Linked DNA regions of Homo sapiens: regions 2 and 3 are each linked to region 1. A link is a loop called in an ENCODE intact Hi-C map of the cell type or tissue named here. Cell type or tissue: chondrocyte. All regions are shown on one strand.

Region 1 (8,000 bases):
ATGGCAGTCTTATTTCTTAAAAAAAAAGTTAAGCATATAGGCTTTGCGGGATTTGGGTTGGAGAAGCATGAAAATTGAACTGGGAGTGGGGAGAGGGGCTGCTCCTTGGTCTTCGTCCTGACAGCCGGCCCGGGGGTCTCTCTGGGAGGCTGCCCAGTGGAGCCTGGAGTCACAGCCTGGATGCGAGCAGGGCTGCCCGGGACTCCTGCTGGGACCGAGATTCCTGCCTCAGGGCTGCTGACTCCCTAGTCTGCCGTGTGCTTCCATCATCTCCCCAGGCTCCATCCTGCCTTCTGTGTGAAGCTGGAGCGTGCAAGGGAGGCACAGTTGTGCTTCCATCGGGGGCTGCACGCGGCCCGTGCATGTCCTTTCTTTTTTAGTTGTATTTTTACGGCTGGGTTTCAAAATCTCTTCTTTCTTCCTCTTCCCTCACTTTTACAGTCACCAAAAGCAGATCCCCCTGTAGTGGCTGCAGGAGACCTCACTGGATCCTAGGAAGGATGCCGCTGCCCAGTGCTCAGGGGCTCGGGGGCCCTGGCCACCCCCCCTGACCTGCCCATACTCTGTTGTTCCCCTGCCAATGGCTTCTCTGGGAGTGCAGCAGGCACGGTCACAGCAAGGTCCTCTCAAGGCCCTCCGCATTGCACCAGGGCCAGGCTACCCTGCACGTTCTCCTTCCTTTTGGAGCTCACGGGCGTGTTATTTTACGCAGTGAGACCATCAATTTCACTGGCCGCTTGTCAGCTTATTTACAACGCAGACCCCAGCTGCTCGGAGAACTCTGCTCCCTCGCAGCCCTGGGCTCACGGCTCCCCTAAATTTCAAATGGACTTCTCTGTCTGGGCCATTTATTTAGATTAGAAGCAAGAGAGGGCCACGTTCAGGGCTCTCTGCAACCAAATTGAACGCACAGCCCTGTTCGTGGCTCTCCCCGGCCCCAGAGCTTCACACAAGGGACTTGCTCTCCAGTTTTATGAACAAGCTTCTTTTCCAATCCCATTTCTTACCTCGGATCCACAATTGCTAGGGTTTATGCAAGAGCCATTAGGTGGACTTTCTGCAAAAGTCTCTGCATTTCCAAAGAAACCAGGAACTGAATGAGCCGTGTTTGAGCACACATGCAGACAGACAGGCAGACACACAGGCAGGCGGACAGACAGGAAGATAGGCAGGCAAACAGACAGGAAGACAGACAGGCAGGCAGACAGACAGGCAGGCGGACAGACAGGAAGACAGACAGGCAGGCGGACAGACAGGCAGACAGACAGACAGGCAAACAGGCAGGAAGGCAGACAGACAGGTAGATGGACAGATGGATGGACAGACAGGCAGACAGACAGGCAGGGCAGACAAGCAGGAAGGAAGATAGGCAGGTGGACAGACAGATGGACAGACAGGCAGGCAGACAGGCAGACAGACAGGCAGGGCAGACAGGCAGGAAGGCAGATAGATAGATAGGTAGGCAGACAGACAGATGGACAGACAGGCAGACAGACAGGCAGGGCAGACAGGCAAGAAGGCAGACAGACAGGCAGGTGGACAGACAGATGGACAGACAGGCAGGCAGACAGACAGGCAGACAGACAAGCAGATGGACAGGCAGGAAGGCAGATAGACAGACTGGCAAGCAGGCAGACTGGCAGGCAGACAGACAGTCAGGCAGGCAGACAGATTGGGCTGCCTCAACATGCCAGAGGGGCACATGGCCCCAGCTGGGTGGGAAGCCTCTGGCTGGGCAGAGCCTGAATGCTCAGACTGGCAGGTGCTTTGCATCCGGGCTGGAGACGCAGAGTCCAGTGTGTCCTTTCTCAGCAGTCAGTCAGCCTCAAAAGCATGGCGGTCCCAGGGCCAGGCACCACCATTCCAGTCTAAGGATGTGTCAGGGTGGGGGATGTGAGAAAATGCATTGGAGGGTGTAAAATCCCTCCTTTCTGGGAGATTGTGTGGGACACGTCGGGTAGGGGGGCACCCAAGCATCTCCAACCCTGCTGCCGAAAGGGCTCCATCCTCGGCCTTATTCTTGTGTGAGTTCACAGGCCGAGTCAAACAAAACTGCAGCGCCGCCCAGGGCAGGCTTTGTGGATGGCCAGTCCAAGCCAGGGCGCTGCCTGTCACTGGGCTGTGGGAGGAGACGCTGGGACCCGGGTGCCCGGAGGCAGCTCAGCTGACCCGGGCAGGAGCAGGGGCTCCCAGAGAAGAAGCCCACAGGCCAGGCCCCTGGGATCAGGAGCAGAGAAGGCTGAGGGTCACTTCGGGGAGCTCAGGGACTTCGATCACCAATGCTTCTTTTCCTGTCTACTGTTGAAGAGGCCAGAGTGAGCCTGGCCTCCGGCAAAGGTTGGAAGGTTCAGGAATTGAGTGGATGAAGCCTTAGGGCAGCACCAGGGAAGTTTGCTGGGACGAAGTGGGATGGGGATATGCCTCGGCCAGGCGTGGGAGAGGAGTGCCCTTCTCCCAGGACTGCCTCCCGTTCTCTAGGGGACCCATTTTCAGACTTGCTAGGTTTTACCAGGCAGCCTGGGGAGTTGGGGGAGACTCGCAGGCTCTGAGATTCCAAGGACAGTTTCTCACGGCCGCAGCCCCTGCACGTGGGGAATGCTGAGCTCCTGGGCCCGGCAGCAGCACCCGGAAGGTGTGGGACTGAAGCTTCCTGCCTTGGGGAGGCCCCTGCGGGTGTGTTGATGGCAGGTCAGACTCCCTCGCCAGGCTTTTGTGATAGCAAACACCAGCCCAGGCCCCTCCTGTACAGGGCAGCACCGTGCCGAGAAGGCCGAGCCACACAGCCCCTCCCGGTCTGGGAGGCCAGGACTCCCGAGTGTCACCAGGCACGTCCCCATCCATGTGACAAGGGCATGTGACCAGTATGCTGCTCTGGAGCGGGCCACCGGCACCGGTCGGGGCGGGGTGGGGCCTCTCGGAGTCCTGTCCTCTGTGGGAACGAAGGCCACTGTGCTTAGAACAGCCACACCCACTCCGGGTGAACAAACCCTGCCCCATCCTGGTGCCTCCACAGAGGCTCCCACAGAGGCCCTGGCCTGGTCTCCAGCTGCTACCAGGCCCCCCCGGCCAGGATCCTGCTGCAGTGGGTAGACTTTCTGTGTGCTGTGCCATGGGCATCATGGAGCTTGCTTTGTTTTCAAAATATGAAAACGCATGATCATATAAACAGAATGTTCAAGTGCGTGTGTGCCTGTGGGATCAGATGAGCACCGCTGCGGGCGTTCTGATGACCAAGAGCACACACAAGTGTGCACACACAGGCATGGCACACACGCACATGCCAAGCACCCACGTGCAACTGAAAACCATGCAGTCAGGGTTCCCTTCACCGTCGCCCAGCCCAGCCGGGTGCCTCTCAGTAAGCCAGTCCCAGCCCCCCGCCGGATGCCCCCCAGGGAGGAGGCTGTCTTCACAGAGGCAGCGCACGTGCATCTACAGAGCTCATGGGGTTCCTCCTTAGCTCATCCCCAGCTCCCCCTCTTCGTTTCAGGCATGATTTTCTTGCTGCTCAATGCACATGTCGCTCAGGCCCCCTAGTTCTCAGCCCCGCTCTCTAAAAATGGGAGAGAACAACCCTCCCTTTCCCTGCCTGCAGGGTCACCACGTGTGGCTGTGAAGGTCACTCCCAGCCCAAGGGCCCCACACTGAGGGGAACCCTCCACACGCAGCCCTCCTCGATCGCTCATTATGACGACTTTCCAGCCGCAAGGGGCCTTGCTCTGATAAACTCAGGGTGTTAGAGTCCTGCTCTGCCTGATGCCGTGGAGGCCAGATGGAGGAAGGGGGTCTCATCCCAACTTCCCCACGTGCACGGTGCAGGCCGGCAGCAGCCCTGCCCACCCTGGGGGAATAAAGATAAACCGAGCCCGGGAGCTGGCAGTGCCCAAAGGGGCCAGTGTGGTCTTTGTGTCCTTAATAGAGGAGGCAGCCAACAAGTGGCAACATCCAGGGCAGCCCCCAAGCCCTCCATGAATGGACTGGCAAACTGAGGCTCCAAGTGAGGTGGGGCCTGCCCAGGGGCCCCCAGCCACCTCGAGGGGTGGAGGAGGAAGGTCACAGGGAGCTGGTCTGGGAGCTGGTCTGTGGAGCCCCTCCGGCTGGGAAACTGGCCTTGCCGAGTGTCTTTCCATGGAGCAAGGCCGCCCTCTGGAGGCTGCAAGGAGCATGTCGCCCTCCGGCTGCAGACCTGCCGGCCCCGCGGCCTGGGGGCCAGGGAGACCCAGACAACAGAGGGCAGGAGACGCCGGAGGGTCGGGCGCACCGCCTGCCCAGGGGACACGGGGCACACTCCAGGGGGATCCACCAGCCAGCCACAGAACAGTAGGAGGGTGAACGCCTGCTTGCTTTTTTTTTTTTTTTTTTTTGAGATGGAGTCTCGCTCTGTCGCCCAGGCTGGAGTGCGGTGGCGTGATCTTGGCTCACTGCAAGCTCCGCCTCCCGGGTTCACGCCATTCTCCTGCCTCAGCCTCCAGAGTAGCTGGGACTACAGGCGCCCACCACCACGACTGGCTGATTTTTTTGTATTTTTAGTAGAGACGGGGTTTCACCATGTCAGCCAGGATGGTCTCGATCTCCTGACCTCGTGATCCACCCGCCTTGGCCTCCCAAAGTGCTGTGATTATAGGCGTGAACCCCTGCTTCTTGAAGCCGGGGCTGTTTCTAGGGACAGCTTCCCCAGGATGCCTTTGGCTCTGCAGCTGGGAGATCCAGCAACCTCCGGGACACGGCGGGGCAAAGCTGTGCACGGGGCACGGGGCAGGGGCGCGGGCTCCCTTCCCCCCACCCTCTGTGGCCCGGCCTGCCATGCAGAGCCGGGGCCTGCACTGAGGAGCGCGTGTGCCCCTTCCAGGTGTAAGTACTGCGACCGCTCCTTCAGCATCTCTTCGAACCTCCAGCGGCACGTCCGGAACATCCACAACAAGGAGAAGCCTTTCAAGTGCCACCTGTGCAACCGCTGCTTCGGGCAGCAGACCAACCTGGACCGGCACCTCAAGAAGCACGAGCACGAGAACGCACCAGGTGGGCCACGCGGGGTGGGGCAGCCCCCAGAGCACCCACACGGGCAGGCCCCACAGAGGGGGAGGGGGAACAGCAGGGGAGTGGGCGCCGGGCAGGGAAGAGGGCCACAGACTACCCCTCAGGAAGCCAACAGGCACCCCTCAAACCGTGGTCATTAAAGAGAACCTCGTGCTCTCCGGTGTCCCTAAGAAACCTGCCTCCCTAACAGCACCCCAGGTGTACCCCGTTCGCGGTTGGTTTGCCCCACGGAGGGAGGGGTCCAGCGAGAGGCCGCCCCCTGATGCTCCCGCCCCTCCGCAGTGAGCCAGCACCCCGGGGTCCTCACGAACCACCTGGGGACCAGCGCGTCCTCTCCCACCTCAGAGTCGGACAACCACGCACTTTTAGACGAGAAAGAAGACTCTTATTTCTCGGAAATCAGAAACTTTATTGCCAATAGTGAGATGAACCAAGCATCAACGCGAACAGAGAAACGGTAAGAAAACTATCGCGGGCTGGGGAAAGTCTGGACCCGGCCAACAGCCCTGCGTGGCCACCCTCAGAGGACATGCACCTCCACCCCAGCACCAGCCCCTAACACATCCAGATAGGCGCAGTGGGGGCCTCACCACAGAGGGTGAGGCCCCTGGGCTCTGGGAACCTGGGGAAGCTGCGCTGTCTGCCTCAGTTCCTCCACCTGGAGAGTCATGAGAGTAAGCACCCCTGGGCTTATGACCTCACTGTTAACATATGTGTGTGCAAAACACTAGCCAGGTGACCGAGCCGGGCACAAGTTCAGCTGTGCCGCTGACACTCAAGGACATTTTGATTTAATCTGAGGCACTAAAGATTTCCAAACCAAAATGCTGCACCTTTATACACACATGTACACACATACACATGTGTACACATGCACGCACACACATGCACACATAGGTATGCCCCGTGTACATGTACACATTCACATGCACATATGCACACAGAGATGCACGTTTGTATACATGTGTATACATATGCCATTGATGAATCCTCACTTGTTCCTCACCTGGCCTTGCTCTGGGAGCTGCAGTTTAGGGGATCGTGCCTGGGGACAGGGCAGGACGTGCCTGGGGACAGGGCTGTGGTCTGGGCATGGGCAGTCCAGGAACTGTGTGCTCTGCCCTTTGCGTGCAGGTCCCCAAATACGGGCATGCACGTGCACTCATGCACACACGTGTACATAACATGTGCGTGCATAAACATGCCTGCCTAGATCTACACACACGCATATGCACACATGCAAGTACATGCACATGGACAGTGTGTGCACATACACATGCGTGACGGACAGCCGTGTGCGTACACCTAGAGACACATGTACACGCATGGGCGCACGTGCGTCTAGACACACAGCAGCAGAACGATGGTGGAATTCGGATCCAGGAATGTCGGCGCATGCTCTGTGCAACCTGGGATACCAGGGCTCCGTAGGCCTCACTTACTCTGGGGGAGCCTTCAGACACCCCAGCGGGGCTGCTTCCTTTGTGAAAGCTAACACCAGCCAGCTGGCAGAGAACCGAAGGTGTTCCAAACTCCAAGAGGCCTGAGGGGGTGATCCCCTGATTCTACAGAAGGGAAAACGGGGCCCACAGAAGTGGGGTGTCTTGCTCAGGCCCAGAACCTAGAGCCAGATCCCAAGCTTTTACCGCACTGGCCATGGGCGGTCTAAGGCTCTGTACCCACAGGGCCCAGCTCACTCCCCACCACCTCCAGTAGGTGAAGAAGAAGCCCCCTGAGACCCCAGCTCCCTCAGAGCCCATCCCCTCCTCCAGGGCAGGGCTGCGTCTTCCTGTCATTGCTTCTAGGAGAGTGGGGGTACCTGGGAAAGAGGCATCCAAGCAATAAACACAGGAGGCAGTTGGACACTGGCTCTGGCAAAGCCACGTTCCAAATCTGTGCCCCTCCTAGGAAGGTGAGCTCACCTGTAGGGCCCTCAGCATCTTCATCCATCAGAGCCCAGAGCGGGCTCAGAGGAAGGGGCGGGGGGAGAAGCTGGCTCTGGGCCGTGGTCCCAAAAGCCTCACCTCCACCCCAGTGCAACCCCACCTACTCTGCAGCCCCCAGGCTGTCCCGGCATTCCCCAGTGGGCTCCAGGAACGATGGCCTGAAAGGAACTCTGCCCTGGCCACGCTGAGACAGCCGCATGGGAGCTGTTCGTGTTCCCTGCAGCTGCGTGTCAGACCCATGAGCGCCACAGGCCAGGCCTTACCTACGCCCCACAGCCCCGTCCCCAGGCACAATCCCCTAAGCTGCAGCTCCCAGAGTAAGGCCAGGCGAGGAACAAGTGAGGATTCATCAATGGCATCCTTGCCGGGGTGGGCCCAGGACCAGGAGCGTGTGCGGAGGCTGAACCACCTGGAGGACAGCAAGGCCCCCCTACCCCGAGCTAGGGTGCAGCCCGGCCGCACTGCAGGAGACCCACCAGGACCCCGAGCTAGGGTGCAGCCCGGCCGCACTGCAGGAGACCCACCAGGACCCCGAGCTAGGGTGCAGCCCGGCCGCGCTGCAGGAGACCCACCAGGACCCCGAGCTAGGGTGCAGCCCGGCCGCACTGCAGGAGACCCACCAGGACAGAAGGCTGTCTCTAAGAGAAAGAGATGTGGCCGGGCCTCCCCCTCGCCTATGGCAAGGCCCACAGTGCCCTGCTTCTCACAGCCCTAGGGGTGGGGACGAGGGAGGCTCTCCACACCTCAGAACATACGGGCACAGCCGGCCTCAGACGGACTCAGACTCAGGCCCTCGGAAGACCCGTCCTGCTGAGGCAAGGTCCCCGGGTCCAGCTGGCCTGGTCCTGAGAGCCCCTGCGTCACTGACGAAAATGAGAACAGGGCAAGGTGGACATAGGCAGCCAGTCCCTGGGGTGGCGGGAACGTTCCCTGGGCCTCCTGCAGAACCAGCTCCTGCCCTCCGCCATCAGGAAGGATCCAGTTCTGTCAGGAGTCCTGGTCCTGCAGCCCCGTGAA
Region 2 (8,000 bases), 780 kb before region 1:
TCCTCTGCCTCAGTGCCGACTGGCCCACCTGACCCGAGGAACTTGCGTGTCCCTGAACTTAGCTCTTGGGCTGCTGACAGGTGTTTGTTGAGTCCTTGAGCACACGGGTGAAGACAGGGAGGGAAGGGTGGATGGGGAGCTGGCAGGCGGAAGATGGATCAAATTGGTGCCTGCGCTGGGGAACCCCGGAAGAGGGGGACTGCGTGAAGATTCCGAGCGGGGAAGGCGAGGAGCGGGGCTGAAGGTCCCTGTCAGGGCCCTCTCCCACTGTGGGCTGCCCATCCCCGAGGTACTCAAGGTGGGAGGCACTGACCCTTTACCCAGACCCCTGTGGCCAGAGACACATAGGCGGTGCCAGCTGATGAAGGTGCATGGGGGTTGAGGAGTGGGTGAGGCCTGAGGAGGAGGGGGGCTACCCAGCCCTGCACCTGCCGCCTGGGGGCCCCACTTCCATGCAGGGCGAGGAATAGGGCCCCTCCCTGCCTGACCCCCTGGACTGGGGTTCGTCAGATGATCCCAGAAGCGAAGTGGGTGGAGAGGCAGGGGGTCTATCTGTGGGTTCAAGACCATGGAAGGAAGCGGCAGAGAAGGGGACAGAAATGGGACAAATGCAAGTGCCCAGGAGGAGAGAGAAGCCAGGAGGGGGGGTCGTGGCCCTGTCTCCCCAGGGTGAAGTCAGGCAGGGCTTGGGGGCACGTTTTGCACCGAGTCAGCTCACCCAGCATGTCTCTCGCCCATGGCCATGAGAGAAAGCCCCGGGCTGAGGCCTCAGTCTGTGACACTCACAGTGATGGGCAAAGGCTGGCTGCCTCTGCCCCACCCAGAAGTCCCCAAGCTCACTGGCAGCTGCAAGGCCTGGGGACATTTAACGCACGTATAAGAACAAGCTGTTCTCTCGCTCTGTGGAAGCACTGATACCTCCCAGCAGCTTCGGGAGACAGGTCTGGTGGGAGCCTGGGGACTGTGCTCATCAGGGCCCCTCGGTGGTCCCTCTGCTTGGAAGGGAGGGGCCTGTGGAGGAGGGAGGAAGTTTACCCCCAGCACACTGGATTCTCGATGAAGGGCCCCCATGAAAGCACCCTGAAAGGTCAGCTTGGGGTATGGGCTGGCTGGGCCCATTTGGGAGCTCTGTCTCTGGAGAGGGCTCAGGCTCTACTGGAGGCTGGCCCAAGGCTCAGGGTCCAAGCAAAACGCAGCTTCACACCCAGGGAGGGGCTTCTGGGGCTGGTACCATCTCCCCAAGGGCCCCAGGAGTCTGGCCTCAAACCTGTCCAACCTGTAGGATCCCAGGCCAGGGACGAGACCTGGGGCTGCTTCTTCAAGGTCTGAGCCCCAGGTGTGGGCCAAGAGGGCCCCAACTGCAGGGACCAGGTTGCTGGTGGTAGAAGGGACTGTGAAGCTTCTAGGATGGTCCCTTCATGCAAGTAGGAAGCTGTCCCCTGTCCTTCCCAAGGCAGAGGTGTGAGGCTGGCTGTCCAACACTGACTCATGCTGGGGCAGGGAAGCGGGGTGTGGGGAGGGCAGGGAAGGGGGGTGTGGGGAGGGCTGGGAAGGGAGGTATGGGGAGGGCTGGGAAGGGAGGTATGGGGAGGGCTGGGAAGGTGGTGTGGGGAGGGCTGGGAAGGGGGAGGGCTGGGAAGGGGTGTGTGGGGAGGGTGGGAAGGGGGGCTGTGGGGAGGGTTGGGAAGGGGGGTTGTGGGGAGGGTTGGGAAGGGGTGTGTGGGGAGGGCTGGGAAGGGGGTGTGGAGAGGGCAGGGCAGGTACCTCCCCGATTTAGGGAGCTGGGTACACCCCTGGGCCTGGACATCAGGTGCAGATGCTAGGGTGGCCCCGTGATTAGGGCTGGGAGAGGGTCAGGCCCAGTCACTGTAGCCAGCAGCCTGAGGATGCCTCCCTCCGGATTCTGGCCTTCAGTCTCTTCAGGCCACGGTGGTCGGGGTCCACCAGGAGGCCGCTCTCTACCGCCGTCCAGGCCTCTGCGTGACGCTGCTCCTCCAGGCAGCACTGCCCGCGGAGAAGGAACATGCGTGCAGTGGGGGCCCGGCCTGGCTGCCTGCACAGGCTGTTCTGGGCCAAGGAGGGCGCCAGCTTCAGGGCCTGGGCAAAGGCCCCTGCGGCCGCCGCCTCATCCCCCAGGCTCAGCAGCAGGCGACCCTGACGGCAGAAGTCCTCTGCCCGCCTTGGGAGGTCACCATCCCCCAGCGCCTCCTGGAGCACATGGTCCAGGTCCCTAAGGGCCCGGCCAAACTCCTGCAACTCGGCCAGGCAGGTGGCCCGCAGACGCAGGTGACAGGCACTGCTGCCACTGGCCAGGACAGACAGCGAACAGTAGCCCAGCGCCTGCCTGGGTTGCCCTGCGTCCAGGAGGGTGCCGGCTTCCTGGGCCGCCGCCTGCACAGAGGACACAGAGAGAGGCAGGGAGAGTGGGGTCAGCCCCAAAAGCCCGGCCGCCCCTGCCCTGCAGAGGTCCTCTGCACAGCCAGCTTCTGCTGGCTCCCTGGGGATGGCGGGGCCCTGGGCTGCACAGGAGCTGCCCGCTGCTTCTGGAGGGGCTGGCTGACCATGGGCAAGGGCAGGAAGGGGGACCCAGGGTAGAGGACCCCTCCCTGCAATTCCCACTGCCCTGGAACCTGCCAAAGTGCTGTTCCGACCCTTGGCCCAAGGCCTGGCATCCTTGCCCACTGCTCTTCTCCCTGGGCCTCGGATCAGGGACCTGGATTTACCTCCTCATGGTCCCCTCCTGGCAGCCCTACCGCCCCACCGGCTGGGCCCAGGTTCCCTTGACTGGGTGACCACACCGGCCTCCTCCCTCGGTCCCTCTGGGCCAAGTCACCTCTCCATCGGGCCCTCTGAGGGGGCTGCTGCCCAGCCCTTCCACTCTGCCCACCTTCTGAAGGCTGCTCCAGGCCTCTGAGCACGTGCACCCTAGCCCCTCTCCCTGGGGCTGCTGGACGGAGGGCACAGCCTGTGCTGTGGGCTGCTGCTGGCCAGGCCTGCCTGCCCCCCCCACTCCTCCCGGGCACTTTCCTGAGCCCACCCAGGCCCAATCGCCTCATCTCTGACCCAGTTTTTTCACAGAGTCAACCACGACCAGAAATCCGCTCGCCTCGCTGGGCTCCTCCTCCGCTCAAGAATCTGCAGGGGTTCCCCGCTGCCTGAGGAACACGCCAAGGTGCAGGCCCCGCCTTTCTCGCTGGCGCTGCCTCTCTTCCAGCAGCCCGGCGGTCCTCGACGCTACCTCCCCCGGGGGGCGCAGCGCACCCAGGACCCCGCCAGGCTTGGCCGCACGGGGCGAAGCCGAGGCCCACGCCCGGGGTCCGTGCAGGGAGCGAGGGGGTCCCACGGCCCCGGCTTTGCTGCTGGGCTCCCGCAGGGCACAGTGTGGCCTCTTCTGCCAGCTGTGAGCGGCGCTGAGCAGGGCAGGGGCTCGAAACCCCGTCCCTCGCCTGCGGTGCGGCCCGCGGGACCGCCCCTCTCCGGGCGGAGGCACCTGACCCCGACCCGTAGTTCACGGCCCGGGGTGGTAGTGAAGCCTCGGCCCGCGCAGGACCCGCACATTTGGGCCGGGTCCATGGCAGCAGGAGGGCGAGGCCCCGAGCAGCTGTCGGACCCCGGGAGCCCCCAGGCCGCCCCAGTGGGGAAGGGCGCTCAATCCGACCCCAGACTCCCCTGAGCCCGCGGCTCGGGCCGCGCAGGCGCAGTGCCACCCGGAGGGGGCCGCCTGCCGAGGGGCGGGGCGCAGGAAGCGGGGCGAAACCACTGTTGGCTCATTTCCGGGTGGGTCCCCGTCTCCAGGCAACCATTTCGCGTCCTGCAGATTCTTGCCTGTGCCGGGAGCCGCCTCCTGGCGCCGCAGCCCAGCCGTATTCTGCAGCCTCGGAGACCCGCGTCCAGCCCCGCCTCCGGGCTCGGTGACCCCCGTTCAGGAGACCCCATCTAGCCGCCTCCTCTGGGCTCCGGGACCATGGCCCCAGCCAGGCTTCCCGCCCCCTGCCAGGCCCTGCTCCCACCTCGAAGACCCCAGCACAGACCCCTCCTCCTGGCTTGGAAACGCCCAGTCCCTCTGGGAGCTCTGAGACCCCACCCCGCCCAGCCCGGCCGCCTCCTCTAGGTCCCGATAACCCAATCTCAGCGTTGCTCTTCAGCTCGGGGGGGGCAGCGGCGCCCCCTCTGCAGCACCGAACTGCCCCTTACACTGGTGTAGCCCCGACTCCGCCATGAGCTCCCTGTTCTTCCTAGTGTGGTTTCTGTTTTCCTAAGTGGCCCCGGAGTGCTAGAACCCGCTGGTGTCAGGAAGCATTAAGGAGGTGAAATCCTGCCCAGGCCCCACTGGGGTGTAGTTCTGCCTCTGGGACCCCAAAGCCTGCTGTGCTCTTGGCCTCCCAGCCTGCCTTGTCCCCACGTGCCTTCTCCCGGCCTGCCATGGGTTTGGGGTGGGCTTCCTGCCGGGCAAGGTGCCCCTGGCTGGCTCAGTCTGGCCCTGAGGGCAAGGTCCTCTTCCCTCTCTTGCACCCAAGTCACCTGTGGCTTATACTTCCCATACAAAGAGGCTGAGAGGTCGGTGGGGTTGTAGGGCTAAGGTGGCCAGAGACCGTCTTCCTGGGCCAGAAGTGGGTGCCTCCCACCCCACCCCAAACCTAACTGAAATCAACCCAACCGCAGAGAGTGAAGAAAGGCTGCCCCAGTGGTGGGCCCGGGGGTCTCATGCCTGTGTGCTGGGGAAGGTTGGGGTGGGAGATCTGTGGGGTTCTTTGGGCACCTGGGCAAGGCTCTGCCGCTCCGAGGCCTCCAGGAGATGCAGCAGGCAGCTGAGATCCGGGGCATCCACCTCGGCCAGGCTCTGCAGGTCCCTTGCAGCCCCTGGCACGTCTCCCTTCTTGAGCTGGAGCAGGCCCAGCCGGGCCCGGGCTGCCTCTGACGTTGGGGCACGGTGCAGGGCTTTTTCCAGGTGGGTGCCAGCTTCCTCGTAGCTGCCTGTCAGGGATTCAGGAGGGACAGTCAGTGTGTGGGGTTGGGCAGAGGTGCGAGAGAGCTGAGACTCGCTGGCCGCTCCTTCCCTGCCCTGTGCTGGCTTGCGGGGAGCTGATGATGGCTCAGCCCAGGAAGAAGGAGCTGGGAGCAGAGGTGCACCGTGATTCCAGGCAGGTCACAGGGACTCACCTCTGACCCCACTCCATGATGCTGAGCTACCACACCGTGGGCACTACAAGGGGCTGCTTTCTCTCCCGGGCAACTAGAGGCAAACTCTGGGCCTGCTGGCGCAGAGTGGCATGTGGGGAGCAGCCCTGGGGCCCCTGAAGCCCTTGGTGGGCAAATGCAGACTGCAGAGAGAGCTCCCCTTTGGAATTAGTGGTGAAGTGGTTTCCACATCACCAGGGGGATGTGGAAATCCGCGGGAAGGGCCTGCATGTCGGCCCATGGGGCTTCTGACAGTTCCTCCTGGAACAGGGCCTGCCATCCCGTGGGTGCCCGAGAAACAACGACTGGAGGTGCATGGATGAATGAGGGGGCTGAGGGTCCAAGACCTTTCAAAGACCAAGATCACCCCTCGGTTTCTCCTCCATTGCAAGCAAAGAGCCACCCGGGTAAAGCAGAGGAGAGCCTTTTGAACGCCAGGCCTCACACAGGGAGCAGGGCCAGAGGTCATGGGATTTGGGGTGGAAGGGACCTTGGAAGCTGTTGTGGTCCGGGTCTCTTTCTTCCATTTTTACAGAACAGGATACAGAGGTCAGAGGAGCGGGGACAGAAGCCCAGACCCCGTGTTTCCCACCTTGGGGCCGCCGCATACCCTGTGCCATGAGAATGTCTGCCAGGAGGAGGTGCCAGTGCGGTTGCCCTGAGTCGATTTTGATCAGCGCCTCCCCCACAGCAAGGAGGCCCTGGGTGTCCTTGTCCTCGAGAGGGGCCCCAGTGTCTGGCAGCTGGCTCAGAAGGGCCCGGCAGTGGGAGTAGAGGCCCTGTGTGATGAGGGCCTGGGCTTCCGGCTTCAGAGAGCGGAGCTCAGGGACCACAGTCCCGGGGCCGAGCTTCAGAGCAGAGACGATGTCGTCCACGGCTTCCTGCAAGGAGGGAGGGCGGGCGGGTGCAGAGTTGTCCTAAGTAGAGAAACTGGGCAGAGGGTCAGAGTAGGAGGACTGGCTCTGTCTTTCTCATTCCCTGATCTTCTCCCTGGGGTCCTAGAGGGTCTGAACACCCAGCTTCCTGCCCCTTCCTGCTTCTCTGTGGCTGCAGCCTCCTACCATCCCTCCTGATTCTGGTTAGCATTTGAGGGGACTCAGCTCACTGACCTTGACTCTGAAAGTTGTCAGGCTCAGAACCCCTTTTCTGAGGCCAAACGCTGCTAATTTCCATCTCCTGAGGCTGCCTGCGGTCTGTGAGCCCTCCCTGGGTCCCTCGCTCTCCCAGCTTGTAGCTGGCTCCCTCCACGCCTGTCCCTCCCCACAGGGGCATCTGTCACCTCACAGTGGGGGACGCTGGAGCTCCTTGGGTATCCGGGTGCTGCTCCCAGTGCCTGTGGTCTTGGGGACGCCGGAAGGGTAGAAAGCCCAGTTACTGCTCTCCCGTAACTCCCAGAAGCAGTGGAAGGAGGGTGCCCAGCCCATCTGGTGCACAATACCGCGCCTGGCCCTAACTATGCCTCTTTATATTATCTTTCTAGCAATTGCCTTGTGGATTACAATACGTAGCCTTACAGCTATGAACAAGCCCCCAGCTCCCAGGTGAGCACCCTACCACAGTCTATGTACAGTTAATATGGGGCCACTTTACCTAATATGTGAGATCCCCACAGCAGTAAATTCCATTATTCCCATACTTTGTGTTATCGTTGTCCTACACTGAGCGATGCATTTCCTCACATAGTGCATTATTTCAAGTGAATTAATTATATATATATTTTGAGACAGGGTCTCTGTCTGTTGCCCAGGCTGGAGTGCAGTGGCATGATCTTGGTTCACTGCAACCTTGAGCTCCTGGGCTTAAGTGATCCTCCCACTTCTGCCTCCGGAGTAGCTGGGACCACAGGCACATGCCACCACACCCAGCTCATTTTAAAATCTTTTTGTACAAATGGGGTCTTGATATATTGCCCAGGCTGGTATGGAACTTCTGGTCTCAAGCCATCCTCCCACCTTGGCCTCCCAAAGTACTGGCATTACAGGTGTGAGCTACCACACCTGGCCTGTTTTTAATTTAGATAGCTTTGTTCAAAGAAATTAAAAGAAGAAATAAATACATCATTTTGTATTTGCAGATGCTTTTCATTTCTTCCAGCAGAGAATTTCTATCAGGCATCAGTTCTCTTCAATTTCACCACCTTCCCTCAGGATCTGCTGTGGTGTCATTCACTGATGACGAATCTCTCAGCTTCCATTTGTCTAACGGGTCTTTAATGTCACCCTCGTTTCTGAAGGACATTTTAACAAGATGGATAATTCTGGCTTGGTACTTTTTTCTTTTAGTGCCTTAAAGGTGCTGTCCCATTGTCTTCTGGGTTCCATTGTTTCTGGGACAAATCTGCTGTCATTCGTGTTGTTGTATGTCATTTGTTCACCCCTCTGGTTGCTTTTAAGATGTTCTCTTTATCTTTTTTTTTCAGGAACTTGACCAAGATGTGCCTTCTTAGGGGTGGTTCTCTTTCTATTTTTCCTCTTGGGATTTGTTGAGCTTCTTGGGAATTTTTCTGCTGTTATTTCTTCAAATACCTGTGTATATTTGTCCCATTCATTCTCCGTATTCTCTGGGAGTCCAATCACATGTATGCTAGATGGCCTGAAATTGTCCCACCGGTCACTGAAGGTTTCTTCATTTATTTTTTTAATTTTTAAAAGTTTTTTAGAGGCCAGGTGCAGTGGCTCACGCCTGTAATCCCAGCATGTTGGGAGGCTGAGGTGGGCAGATCCAGAGGTCAGGAGATCGAGACCATCCTGGCCAACATGGTGAAACCCCGTCTCTACTAAAAATACAATAAAAATACAAAACTTAGCCAGGCATAGTGGTGG
Region 3 (8,000 bases), 880 kb before region 1:
TCCCTGCCCCCAAGCATGCTGGGGGCGTCCTTGAGAGGGTGTCCTGCAGACCCAGAGATAATCCGGGCTTTGAGAGGCTGTGAGAGGCTGGCCCGAGGACTTTCCCACAGCCCCACAGAAAGGGCCGGCAGCCAGCTGCTCACCCACAAAAGGCTCCCGGCCATTCATGGCCTCAGGCAGGCGGGGCTGTCGGAGCGGCAGCCACAGCCTACCTGGCCACCCCCAGCAGGACTTTCGTGACAGGGAGGCACCTCCCTTCTGGCCATGGGGGCAGGAGGTCTCCAGGGCATAGGGGTAGTCTTGTGCAGCCACCCAGGCCAGCTGCTACCCCCTCTCTTTTGGCCCGAGACTGGCACCCTTCCTGGGCCTGTCATTTATCATGGGTGCCTGGGTAAAGGATGGCTCAGGAGGACCCTGCAGGCACCCACTACCATGCCTGGCGCCGTGCCTCCACCGTCACACTACCCATTGCTCGCCCCCACACGCTGGCCATGAGTCCCCAGGGCTGGCACCTTCCTTGCTTCCAAGTCTGGCCTGCACGGCTCTCACACCCTTTGCAACCATCTTCTTGCCCACCCAGCAGCCCACCCTGTCAGTGTAGGGGGCAGGAGAGGGACCTGGTGGGGCAGTGAGCTGGGTAAGGCCTCCTCCCTGGACCTCAGTCTCCTTGTCTGAGGTGTGGGACAGCACTGCTGCCTCCCAAGGCTGATGGAAGGACCCCCAAGGGCGGCTGGTTAACAAATACCAGGTTTGGAGAAGCTGGGGTGTGGGGCTGCTGCCTGGAATTAACTGCCCAGAGCACCTCCAAGGATGACCTTTTAATATGAGAGCCAGCCCAGGGGAGGGAAGGGTCGGGGGCTTCCTGGGGGAGGTGGCCGCTGGCCTGGATTATCAGGAAGTGCAGGAGGAGGGTGGGGGCTTCCTGGAGCAGTGGCCCTGGCCCCCCTGTGCAGTAGCTGCGGCTCAGCCCCTTCCCTGGCCTGTCTCCCTGTTGCTTCCACAGCTGGAGCTGCCTCTGCGGCCCCTGTCCTCACCCCTGAGGAGGCCAGGCCCGGGCAGGTGCCTGGGCTGGGGCTGCTCCTGGCCAGGCTGGAAGACTGTCAGATGGAGGACAGGTCAGGTGGTCGGAAAGCTGGGGACAGGGAGGGAGCAGGTTTGACGGAGGGACGTATGGGCAGGCTCCTCCTCCCGGTCAGGTCCCACGTGACCCCCCAGCCACGCCTACCCACATCGCCCTGCTGGAGGCCGGGGGCGGGGGGAGCGGGGAGTGGGGGGTGTGGGGGGTGAGGGGGGTGGGGGTGGGGGTGGCCCGGCCCGGAGCTAGGGGGCGGGGCCGTGCTTCTTCTGGCCCTGGCCTCCAATTGGCTGCCGGGCGTGGGAAAGCGTGCACCACTGCCTGGCGCCCATAAAGACGCCTCCACCACCTGCGCCGCCGCCGCCTCCCGGCCGCCCTCCGCCCCGCGCGCTCGTTGAGGCCGGTGCTCCAGAGTGAAGAGCGTGGCGGTGCGGCGGTAGCGCAGGGCCCTCCTGCGGGGCCAGGCAGGGGCGGGTGGGCGCTCCTTGCCACCTTTCTGCTCTCCCTGCTGTCCGAGAAGTTCGTGCGGTGCCAGCCCAGCTCCCAGCTGGGGACAGAACAGGAAACGTCCCCGGCGAGCCTGGCGGGGGTGGCGGCAGGGGTGTCTGTCGCCTGCGCTGGGCAGGACGCGCGTCCTACCGGCCTCCCACTCCGCGGGCCTCACCAGCCACCTCATTCCCGGAGCCCGGGCCGCCGAGAGCGCCGCGGATGGACCTCAGGGAAGGCCTGGCGCGCCGCCTCCGGGAAGCCTTCCGGCCTTCTCCCTCCACCGAGTACTGGGGAGTCTCAGGCCACGGTGAATGAAGAGCAACGGGCCGGAGAGACCTCGGCCTCTGCCCAGGAGCAGCGCCCAGCAACCCCGCCCACAGGGGACCCGGTGGACGCCCTGGTGGCCACTTTGCCAGGCTCCCCATCTCCCAGCGAACCAGAGAGGATTTCCGTTCCCCTCCTGCTTGGTGCCTAGCGCCAGGGCGGGGCGTGGGCTGAGCAGCCCCTCCCATGGAGGGAGCGGCCAGTCTACATATTGGAGGTGGGGCTCTGGGGAAAGGGTGTTGTTAGGAAGGCGGTTTGAGGCAGCGGGAGGTGGGGATGCGCCCGGCGGGGAGGGGCAGGTGTGTGGGGAGGGCCTGGGGAGCGCCTCCCCAGCCGGGCAGCGCTTCCCCAGCCAGGCCCCGCAGCTGGACCCCGGCTCCGTCCAGCCTGGGAAAGGACTCCACGGTTTATGCTGAAGTGGTGGTGGGGTGGGTGAACGCTGCGCAATGGAAGGGCATGGCCCTGTGCTAATTGCCCCGGGGTGTGGGGCTGTGGAGGCACTGCGGGGGGGATGTGCTGTGTCAGTTGGGCAATGGCGGCCAACTGTGGCGTGCAGGCCTTGGAGCTGCCCCTCCATGGAGCTTTAATAAAGGCACTAGCCCTGCAATTTCTGCCTGAGTTTCTGGCCCACAGCTTGGCCGACTGCAGCCCCTGAGATTGGAGGCTTCTGCTCAAGACGTGGGCAGGGAGCTCGGGGCTCCCTGGGCTGGGGCCCTGCCCCGCTGGCCTCTACCCTGGCCCCTGCTGGAAAGCCCGTCAGGGCTGCTCTGAGCTGGGGACAGCTCCTCCCTGCCCACAGCAATCTGGGGGAGCCCCGGTTTGTCCAGTGCCCCTGTGAGCCCTGCTGTGTACCAGCCACCTGTGGGAGTGTCCGCCAGTCACCTCCCAATAGCTCGGGAGGCAGAGCGACATGACTCCATTTTAGAGATGAGCAAACGGGGCTCCTGCACTCTGGGACCATGACAGAGACACAGGAAGTGAGAGTGGGCTGAGGCCCTGCAGCAGTGGGGGCCGGCCTTGGACCGTGATCCAACCCGACCATGGCTGCCCAACCCCCACGGGCTCACCTGGCCCCTCATCGAACCATGTATTACCCGAATAATTTATTCTAGTGTCTGGGCCCAGCCCCGTGTCCCTCACTGACAACCAGACCATGGAGGGCAGCCCTTGTGTTTTCCCAGGGGGAGGGGAGGGAGGAGGGGGTGGATTCTTAAAGGGCTGCAGTGAGTGTGGCCCCAAATGCACACCCAGGGTTAGGCACGCAGGTGATGGCACAGGGAGCCCAGGTTCTAGGAAGTGGCACCTGCGGCCGGGGAGGCAGGGCCTGGATTTTGCTGCCCCCTGGTGGCTAGCGGCCTGTCCAGGCAAAAGGCTTGGACCTGCAGCCCCTGTGGCTCAGAGGAAGAGACAGAGGAAGAGACAGACAGAGGTCTGAGGTCTCCCATCAGAAGTCTCAGCTCCCAAGGCAAATTCAGAGGTGGAGGGTCCCTTGGCCCTGTCCCAGCTCTGGCAGGGCGGCCCCCCACGTCCTGGCCTGCTGCCAGGGGTCGCGCCCACAGCCCTGCACCGAGCAGGGAAGGCCCAGGCCTGGGTGGGTCTTTCCGCAGGATCCTGGGATGTTGCTTAGGGGAAGCCGAGACCAGACGGGCAGTCACCTGTCTGGGAAAGCACCAGGCCCTGGCCGGGTGCGATGGATCACGCCTGTCATCCCAGCAGTGTGGGAGGCCGAGGCGGGAAGATCACGAGGTCAGGAGATCGAGACCATCCTGGCTAACACGGTGAAACCCCATCTCTACTAAAAATACAAAAAATCAGCCTTGCATGGCGACGGGCGCCTGTAGTCCCAGCTACTCCGGAGGCTGAGGCAGGAGAATGGCGTGAACCCAGGAGGCGGAGCTTGCAGTGAGCCAAGATCGCGCTGTTGCACTCCGGCCTGGGTGACAGAGCCAGACTCAAAAAAAAAAAAACAAAACACAAAAAACAAAAAGGAAAGCACTAGGCCCTGCGGAAGTCCCCATGGTGACATTCACGTCCTGGCCACGTGGGCGGGTGTAGGGGAGGGACCGCAGGGAGGCGGAAGTCCTTGTTTTTTCCTGCAGTCGGCCCAGGCAGGACCTGAGCAGCCTGAAGCCATGAGTCGCTGCCACTGCTCTTTCTGTGCCTGGTGCAGCCCCAGCTCATGGGGTCTGGGCCGCCTCTGATCCCATGCCCCCCACTTCACACTTGGGGTTCTGGCTTCCCCGCTGTGAGCCTGTCTCTCCTCCGTGGGACAGGCCAGCCTGGGCAGCCATCCCTGTACCCACTGCCCAGCATATAGTGGGTGCCTCATAAATGTGGGCTGAACAGAGCCTGCCCCTGGGGCCCCACCCTCACTGCCAGGCATACAGCAGGTGCCTCATAAATGTGGGCTGAACAGATCCTGCCCATGGGCCCCCCGACTTCCAGACATAAAGTAGGTGCTACATAAATGCAGGCCAAACAGAATCTACCCTGGGGGCCTCCACTTCCCTTTGATGGGGGCAGAGACCCTCTGCCGGGCAGCGGCCACCCAGTGCCTGGGACAGGTGCCCCCTTCTCCCACCCTGGCCTATCTTGGGGCATCTGAGGGAGGACAGGGCTGTGCCCCCCACTTCATCCTCGAGGGTCTGGCTTCCCCACCTGTGAGCTTGTCTCTCCTCCGTGGGAGGAGCAGCACCGTCGTTTTCACTTTCCGTGATGACCACTGAGTGAGAGAAGATGACGGCAGCTCCTGCGTTTAAAAAGGAACCATCCGCGTAACTGCCGCAGGCAGGGCCCGTGCTCGGGCAGTGAGGCCTCGGCCCTGAGAAGGCCCGGACCCCACAGGCCTGGCCCTGGCTGAGAGGGAGTTGGAGTCCCCCGCCTGGGGCAGCCCCTCTGCACCTGGGGTGGTGGAGCAGGAGCTTGGCTGCAGGCGGGGCTTTCCTCCCAGCTCTGGGAGCCGCTTCGCTGCAAACGCTGTGACTGCAACCTCCGCCACCCAGGTTCAAGCGATTCTCCCGCCTCAGCCTCCCGAGTAGCTGGGATTACAAGGCACCTGACACCATGCCCAGTTAATTTTTGTATTCTTCCTAGAGACGGGGTTTCACCATGTTACTCAGGATGGTCTCAAACTCCTGATCTCAGATGATCCGCACGCCTCCACCTCCCAAAGTGCTGGGATTACAGGCGTGAGCCACCATGCTCGGCCTAGGTGACTTTTCATGGGGAGATAACACACAGGCATGGTGAGCAGCGTGGCAGAGGACCTGTGTGCAGGGCCCTGTCTCCCGCCGGGGAATCCTTCATCTGGGAAATCTCCGCTGCGGGACAGGGATGCTGTGTCGTCAGGACGCAGCGTCTCTCCAGGGCACCCGGGCCTCCTCTGAGCCTCTTTGCGCTCTTTGGCTGCGTGCTTTCTTTCCTGTGGCAAAAGGTACATGACGTTTTATTGACCATTTCAGCCATTGGCAAGTGTGCAAATCAGTGGCTTTAGTCCATTCGCAATGCAGCTGGACCCCACCCTTTCCTGATTCCCGCAGGCCAGGGCTGAGGGCGGGGAGGGGCCTGTGCAGCAGCCTGAGACCGGCTGTCCAATGGCAGAGCTTCCTTCTGGGAAAGCCATGGGTCCCCTGGGGCCCCATGCTGGAACCCCAGCAATGGTGGTTCACGTGTCTCTCCATCTCACTTCCCGTGCAAAAGCGACACAGGCGGGTACAAACCCAAACAGTGCAGACATGGAGGAGACAGAAGGTGAAAATGGTTTCTGAGCCCCTCCAGCCGCCCTCTGGGGACACCAGCCTGGCGTTCTTCAGACACAAGCACTCCCTGCAGCCAGGAAGAGGAGGAGGCAGCCGGGTCTTGGGCGCAGAGGGACCACCCTGTGAGGACATAGGGAGCAGGTACCATCTGCAGGCCCAGGAGGGAACCAACCCCACCTGCCCCTGCATCTTGGACTTCCAGCCCCCAGAACCATGACACCATTGTGTTTCCATTTCTTGAGCCCCCAAGTCTGTGGCCCTTTGCTTTGTTTTGACACCCCAGCAACATGAGCCCCTTCCCAACCCCTCCCCAGCCCTGGCCCCATCATCCTTGACCTCTCTCTCCCTGCAGGTTAGATCTGCCTGTCCCAGAATTTCACCTGAATCACAAAGCGTGGCGCCTCGGGGCCTGGCTCCCTTCACGTGGCCTGATGTCTGCATATTCATCCGCCGTGCAGTGTGTGTCCACGGTTCATTTTGTGTTGCCACGGAGCATCTCATTGTGTGGCCCTAGCCCAGTGTGTTAATCCGTTCACCTGCTGGTGGGTGTTGCAGTGGTTTCCAGCTCTTGGTTATCACCGAGAAAGTGACTGTGAACTTCCGCACACACGTTTTGCTGAGGACAACTCCTTCCATTTCACTTGGTTATTAGGAGTGGAGTTGCTGGGTCCTAGGGAAGGTGTGTGTTTCTCTCTAAAAGAATTTGCCAAACCGATGTCCAAAGCTGTACCATTTCAGGCTCCTGCCTGAAATCATGCTGTGATTGTCATTTCAGGGTCCACGTCTGACAAGTCCACCGTGGCTGCCCTTCTGGGCCTGTTGCTGCTGACTCACGTTCCCACGGCCACCTTTCCCTGCGTCTGGACGTAGTAGCAATTTCTCGTTGGATGTGGACATTGTGCTGTGACCGCTTTGATCACCTGGCATTTTTGTTGGGTTGTTTTTGGCCTTCCTTTAAAGGACGCTGCGCTGTGTTCTGCGTGGAGTTCAGCTCCTTGCTCTTCACTTTGGTCTTCGTGTGGCTGGTTCTGAAGCCTCTCAGAGCAGGTCCAGCCCAGCCTTTCCTGCAGGAAGAGTCCAGCCCCACTCCCAGGACGGGCCCTGCTGGGTGGCTGCCAACAGCCCAGGATCCTCCAGGACTCTCCCCCTGGCGGTTGGAACTCCTGTCTCCCACCTGTGAGTCCCAGGGGCCGGGGGTCCACAGCCCCCTAGGGTCCCATCCATGCTGAAGAGTCCACCTTCCACATCCATGGCGCCTGACTCCGGAGGCCTCAGAGGCCCTCAGGCAGCCTTCTGGAGCTTTCTGTCTGTGCAGTTCCCTCCCTTCTGGAGCTCTGCCTGCCAGGTCCCTCTGCGGATGTCTCCCTGAGCACTGACCTCCTTCTCCTCAGCCCGCCAGGACTGCTGGACCTGCCTGGATGCCCGCCCCTGCTCGGCCATCCTCAATGGGCCTCCACCCCAGGGCTGGGGTGACCCGGGCTGAAAACAGTTCATCCTGAGTTTCAGTCTCGAGCTTTCGTGGCAGGAGGGAAACTGCTGGCTGTGTTACTCCACGGCGGCTGGAACGGACGGGACCAGCTCCCTTCAGAGGGGCACTTCGGTTGGTTCTAGAATTCTCCTTTGCTATGAAGGCTGCCGGGCACATTCCACACCAGCCACCCTCCACCTCGCATGTGCGTTTATCGATGAAACGCCACAGTGGGACCTCCTGGATCAAATAGTGCAATGATGTAAACGCTTAGTATTGTCCTGGAACCTGCCTCCGAAAAGGCCGTGCGCTCCCGCCTGGGATCCTGCTGCTCCTCCGCCGGCCGCCCCGCACACGCTCCGCTGCCTCTCTGGGCTGGCTCAGCCGTTGCATGTTCCTGCGTGTGCACTGAGACGTCCACCCTGGCACGCTTCTTCCCCTCGGCACGTGGTCCCCACGCTGTGCCTGCCCAGCTCGGAGCCCAGAGGCCCCCGCAGCTCCCCACAACTTCATGGTGCAGTGACCTGAGGCCTCCCCTGGCTCAGTCCCTTTCCCAGGGTCAGGGGTCCATGTATTGAACCAGGACGGGAGGTGCCTTCCCCCTGAGCTCTGTCCCTGCTGAACCTGGAAGGCAGCGCCCGGTGGCGGCTCAGACCCCCAGAGCCTCTTCTGAGGTCCGACACTCCTCTGCTCCCCCCAGGGAGACCCCCTGGCCTGGCCCCCAGCTCTCGGTGCCTCGGTTTCCTCACCTGGAAGGTGGGGATGTTGAAGGTGCCTGGCCTGTGGCTGTGCACTAAGCTAGGGTGACTGTGAGCTTCCAGAGCTCGAATGTCTGGAAGGAAGGGCGCGAGCTGGGTGCGTGTGAGTGTCCTGATCATGGACACAG

What was found. Hi-C counts contacts between places; a loop is a spot of excess contacts. Peaks named below come from ENCODE experiments on the same cell type or tissue, not always from the same donor. Only the 100,000 strongest peaks of a DNase experiment are listed, where the experiment ranks them.
Region 2: it touches region 1 in a loop (8-fold over the local background); 2 of 110 quality-filtered maps call a loop at or near these places.
Region 3: a loop joins it to region 1, with 4 times the contacts of the local background. A loop is called at or near these places in 6 of 110 quality-filtered maps.

Annotation. Positions count from the first base shown.
Region 1 is chr1:3,420,732-3,428,731 of GRCh38, forward strand. PRDM16 (PR/SET domain 16) reads left to right here. Exons shown (of 17, transcript NM_022114.4): 13 at 4,850-5,019; 14 at 5,320-5,494. Among named protein-coding and RNA genes, the nearest start is that of ARHGEF16, 30 kb to the right of the region's middle. RefSeq lists an enhancer at 1-433. In chondrocyte, CTCF peaks have their summits at 4,147 (motif pointing left) and 4,356; DNase peaks (open chromatin) are centred at 4,090, 4,890, 6,410, 7,940 and 1 weaker place.
Region 2 is chr1:2,639,505-2,647,504 of GRCh38, forward strand. It overlaps TTC34 (tetratricopeptide repeat domain 34), which reads right to left. Exons shown (of 9, transcript NM_001242672.3): 7 at 5,789-6,059; 8 at 4,760-4,974; 9 at 1-2,391. The coding sequence ends at 1,864. Among named protein-coding and RNA genes, the nearest start is that of MMEL1, 10 kb to the left of the region's middle. In chondrocyte, CTCF peaks have their summits at 3,506 and 3,864; DNase peaks (open chromatin) are centred at 2,216, 3,277, 3,813, 5,197 and 4 weaker places.
Region 3 is chr1:2,544,966-2,552,965 of GRCh38, forward strand. TNFRSF14-AS1 (TNFRSF14 antisense RNA 1) reads right to left here. Exons shown (of 7, transcript NR_037844.2): 5 at 6,027-7,738; 6 at 5,608-5,766; 7 at 4,955-5,309. Among named protein-coding and RNA genes, the nearest start is that of TNFRSF14, 7.4 kb to the right of the region's middle. RefSeq lists enhancers at 1-620, 3,233-4,102, 5,319-6,518. In chondrocyte, CTCF peaks have their summits at 1,985, 3,230 (motif pointing left) and 3,446; no DNase peak of the experiment used is centred here.